Linked DNA regions of Homo sapiens: region 2 is linked to region 1. Evidence: read pairs that join two places in POLR2A ChIA-PET (ENCODE). Cell type or tissue: A673. All regions are shown on one strand.

Region 1 (2,500 bases):
ATTTTTCTTCATAGAGACAAGGTATCACTATATAGCCCAGGCTGGTCTCAAACTCCTGTGCTCAAGTGCTCCTCTCACCTCAAGCCTCCCAAAGTGCTGGGATTATAGGCATGAGCCACGATGCCCAGCAATCTAATAGAGCTTAGTTCACTGTCCATTCACTGTAATCCACTACTGGACAGACACAGGAATTCTGTCAACATGGTTTCAGCCTCCCCACACACACAACACACACACTTCATCCTTGAACACACATGCATATTTTATGGGACACCAGAGTTGCCCAGAGAAACCTTTATAGTCAAAAGGAAAAGTAGCTAAAGCAATGGGCTTTTTGCTTCCTTGGCAGATTGACTTAACCTTGGACCCTTTTTAGAAGACAAGTATTCTAGGAAGCTAAGAGGAGAAGGAGAGAGAGAAGAGAATCAAGTCAGGTGTTTAGCGGGGGTAGTAAATTACTCTCCGGATGAAGTGACTGGCCTCCTAACGTTATCCACTAAGATCCGAGGTTGACGGCTAGTAGACCGTATGGTAGCTTTCTGCTCTATAGGAGAATAACTGGCCAGGTGCAGTGGCTTATGCCCATAATCCCAGCACTTTGGGAGGCTGAGGCTGGCGGATTGCTTGAGCCCAGGAGTTTCAGACCAGCCTGGGCAATATGGAGAAACCCTGTCTCTACAAAAAATACAAAAAATAGCTGGGCATGGTCGCATGCGCCTGTAGTCTCAGTTACTTGGGAGGCTGAGGCAGGAGGATTGCTTGAGCCCGGGAGGCGGAGGCTGCAGTGAGCCAAGATTGCACCATTGCGCTCCAGCCTGGGCAATGGGAATGAAACTGTCTCAGAAAAGAGAAAAGGAGAATAACTGTCCCCTTGTGACTAACAGGGATAATTTATGTAACAGTGAGTTTAATAAGTATTATCCTCAGTTCATGGCACTACCATCATTGATGAACTAAAAGCCAAGACTTTTTACTCTCTCATGAGCCAAATTCTACTAATGACCAACCATCTACTCTCCGCATTCTTTTCCACCAGCCAGCAAGAACCTCCCACTGTTGTGGTATTTCCTGGTAGAGATTTCGTCTTTTCCCTCTGAATGTTGATAGATAAAAATAGTTCTCTACTCCTTGCCAATATCATTTTTATCCACTATTTAAGACACTTAGATGGCTTATATGAATGCTATATTCAGATATGAGGACATGCCCCCCCCAATTGTCACTCAATATCTTTTACACTCAGTATCTTTTTCCCCTTTAGAATCTCCTTTCATATTTTATAAAAACACACATTTACACCAAAATCGAGACAAATTCAGAGGCCAGGAAAGGAAAAAAACTGCTAAACAATCTAGAGCATCAAACTTGGAGAGATATTTCCATTTTTTTAACTTAGTAGAGTTAATCAGAAAAAATGAATTAATAACCTTTTTCCATATTTCTGTGTGTATCTTGGCACAGTGCCTAGCAAGTAGTAAATTGCTCAAAAAACATGTGTTGAGAAATGAATTGTTATTCACTTCTAGGTAGAGATGGCAGTTGAACACATGCTCCAAATTTTGTTCCTTCCCAAAACCACACTAAGACATCAGTAATGAAATTTTCAAAACAATTTTTTTTTCAGACAGGATTTTGCTCTGTCGCTCAGGCTAGAGTACAGTAGTGCAGTCACGGCTCACTGCAGCCTCGACCTTCTGGGCTCAAGGAATCCTCCAACCTCAGCCTCCTGAGTAGCTAGCATCACAGGCGCACACCACCATACCCAGCTAATTTTTGTATTTTTTTGTAGAGACAGAGTTTCACCATGTTGCCCAGGCTGGTCTCAAACTCCTGGGCTCAGGTGATCTGCCTGCCTCAGCCTCCCTAAGTGCTGGAATTACAGGCGTGAGCCACTGCACCTGGTCCCCCAAATGTTTTGTTTGTTTTTTGTTTTTTGTTTTAGACAGTGTCACGCTCTGTTGCAGGCTGAAGTGCAACGGCGCAATCTCGGCTCACTGCAACCTCCACCCACCAAGTTCAAGCGATTATCATGTCCCAGCCTCCTGAATAGCTGGGATTATAGGCGCCCGCCACCACGCCCGTCTAATTTTTTGTATTTTTAATAGAGACGGGGTTTTGCCATGTTGTCCAGGTTGGTCACGAACTCCTGACCTCAGGTGATCTGCCCACCTCGGCTTCCCAAAATGCTGGGATTACCGGTGTGAGCCACTGCGCCTGGCCATATTGGGTACCTTTTTAAGGAAGGAGTGCCGGACTCATGTGCTTGTAATGGCATGATGGAAGTCAGCTTACATATTTAGAGATTTGTGTAGGCTACTCCCACAGATTAAGGATTAATTATTTCCAAAATAGATGCTCTAAGAAAAAAATCAAAAAGCAAAGAATACTTACCACATCAAAGCACCTGAAAAAATCCTCCCTTTTGCCAGTAAAGTAAAACTTGTACAGACTAAAAACTTAAGTATTTGGTGACTTGCCAGTCATATGATGAGAATAGGGA
Region 2 (2,500 bases), 360 kb before region 1:
AGAAAAAAAATTTTTTTTTTTACAGTGATTGCTCCCTTGCTCATATAACTGTTTATTTTTCCTATAGTTAATAGCTACTTGTTTTTTCATTTGTTAGTAATGCAAATTCCGTCTCCCTAACCCCACCACTGAATGCTCCAAGAGATCTAACAAATGCCTATCAATATATTTTCCTAAAATCTTGAACACATCATCAATTAATTCCATTTTCTTTCCTTGGAAACCTTTCTTCTGCAGCTAATAGTATTCAATTTTCAATGGACTAGTTGCTCTCTAGGCCCAGTAGCTCTTGTCATGGGATTTATTTTTGCTGTTTTTCTATGTTAAATCCTTTGTTTCCTGGATTCTATAACATTTGTCTTTGTTGATTATGCACTTATTTGGTTAAAGCATATGTTCCAGATGCTTTCTGAAAAAATATACACGAGCCAGGTGTGGTGGCTAATGCCTGCAGTTCCAGCTACCTGGGAGGCTGAGGTGGGAGGATCGTTTGTGCTAGGAGTTTGAGACCACCCTGGGCAATACAGTGAAACCCTGTCTCTATTTTTTAAAAGGATGTATATGGAAGGTAAATTTTTAAAGGATTTGCATATCTGATATATCTTTTTTTTTTTCTTTGAGACAGGTTCTCACTCTGCTGCCCAGACTGGAGTGTGGTGCTACAACCATAGCTCACTGCAGCCTCAATCTTCTAGGGCTCAAGTGATCCTCCCACCTCAGCCTCCCAAGTAGCTGGTACTTCAGGTATGAGCCAAGACATCCAGCTAATTTTTAAATTTTTTTTAGAGATGCGGCCTAACTGTTGCTCAGGCTGGTCTCAAGTCATCTCCTGGGCTCAAGGGATCCTCCTGCCTTGGCCTCCCACTGTGCTGGGATTACAGGCATAAGCCACTGTGCCCAGCCAACTTAATTTTTTTTTTTTTTTTTTTTGAGATGGAGTCTCACTCTGTCGCCAGGCTGGAGTGCAGTGGCACAATCTCGGCTCATTGCAACCTCTGCCTCCTGGGTTCAAGCGATTCTCCTGCCTCAGCCTCCCAAGTAGCTGGGACTACTTGCGCACGCCACCCCACCCAGCTAATTTTTGTATTTTTAGTAGAGATGGGGTTTCACCATGTTGCCAAGGATGGTCTCGATCTCTTGACCTCATGATCTGCCTGCTTCAGCCTCCCAAAGTGCTGGGATTACAGGTGTGAGCCACTGCACCCGGCTGCCAACTTAATTTTTATTTAGAGACAGGGTGGACTTGGCACTGTCACCCAGGCTGGAGTGTAGTAGCATGATCACAGCTCGCTTCAGCCTCAAATTCCTGGGATTAAGTGATTCTCTTGACTCAACATCCCAAGTAGCTGGGACTATAGGCACACACCATGCCCAGCTTATGTGGAATATCTTCATTCTATATCCATCTTTTGATTAATTGTCTGGCAAGGTATAGAATTCTAGGTTGAAACTGGCCAGGTGCGGTGGCTCACGTCTGTGATCTCAGCACTTTGAGAGGCTGAGGTAGGCGGATCACCTGAGGTCAGGAGTTTCAGACCAGTCTGTTCAACATGGTGAAACTCTGTCTCTACTAAAAATACAAAAAATTAACTGGGCATGGTGATGCGTGCCTGTAATCCCAGCTATGGAGGAGGCAGAGGCAGGAGAATCGCTTGAACTCAGGAGGCAGAGGTTGCAGTGAGCCAAGCTCACACCACTACACTCCAGCCTGGGTGACAGGGCGAGACTCGGCCTCAAAAAAAAAAAAAAGGAAAAAAAAAAGAAAAAAAAAAGAATTCTAGGTTGAAATTATTTTCCTCAGAAATTTGAAGGTGCTGCTCCACTATCTCCTGGAATCCAGTACTACTGTCCAGAACGCTGATGATATTTTGATTCTTGTTTCTTTATCTATAAGCTATTTATATTTTATCTCCAGAAGCTTTAGAATATTTTTTTTACCCGAATGCTCTGAAATTTCATGATTATGTATTTTAACTTCGGGGCATTTAAGAAATCACTGTATTCAGCACAAGATTAGATCTTACCACTCTTGAAACATGTATTCTTCAGTACTTAGAAACAAATAAGTACCACTATTCCATCGACTTTCTATCCTACATGCAGCTTTCGCTATTTCATCTGCTATGGTCTCCTCTCTCATCTGTCCTTGTGGGTTAAAATGAATATCATTTTTATTTATTTTAGTGGGGATGTAGGAAAGATTGCAGTATTATCACTGCATATGCTAAGTCTACCACATTTAACCATCTCATTGCACCAGAATCTCCTGGGGTAAGGTTTGGAAATGTTTGAGGAAAGAAAAGCTTCAGGTGATTCTGGGACCAGCCAGATTTCAAAACCACTGTCCAACACCATTTATGTTCAAACTCACTTGTAGAACAGGAAACTGAAAATCTAATAGTTCTCTCATCACTAAATTATCAAAAGAACAGTGACCTGACTAAGCTGACCTGTGAAAGAGCTTGAGAGGAGGAAATGTTTAACCACTGAGTCTTGAGTA

The links. ChIA-PET counts read pairs that join two places held together with the same protein. Peaks named below come from ENCODE experiments on the same cell type or tissue, not always from the same donor. Only the 100,000 strongest peaks of a DNase experiment are listed, where the experiment ranks them.
Region 2: POLR2A ChIA-PET joins it to region 1 with 12 read pairs; 2 of 35 experiments call an interaction of 5 or more read pairs at or near these places.

Annotation. Positions count from the first base shown.
Region 1 is chr15:56,912,423-56,914,922 of GRCh38, reverse strand. All of the region lies in intron 2 of TCF12-DT (TCF12 divergent transcript), which reads left to right. Among named protein-coding and RNA genes, the nearest start is that of TCF12-DT, 4.8 kb to the left of the region's middle. In A673, no CTCF peak of the experiment used is centred here; a DNase peak (open chromatin) is centred at 1,032; H3K27ac peaks cover 1,281 bases.
Region 2 is chr15:57,276,058-57,278,557 of GRCh38, reverse strand. The region is part of intron 19 of TCF12 (transcription factor 12); the gene reads right to left. Among named protein-coding and RNA genes, the nearest start is that of SNORD13D, 1.3 kb to the left of the region's middle. In A673, no CTCF peak of the experiment used is centred here; no DNase peak of the experiment used is centred here.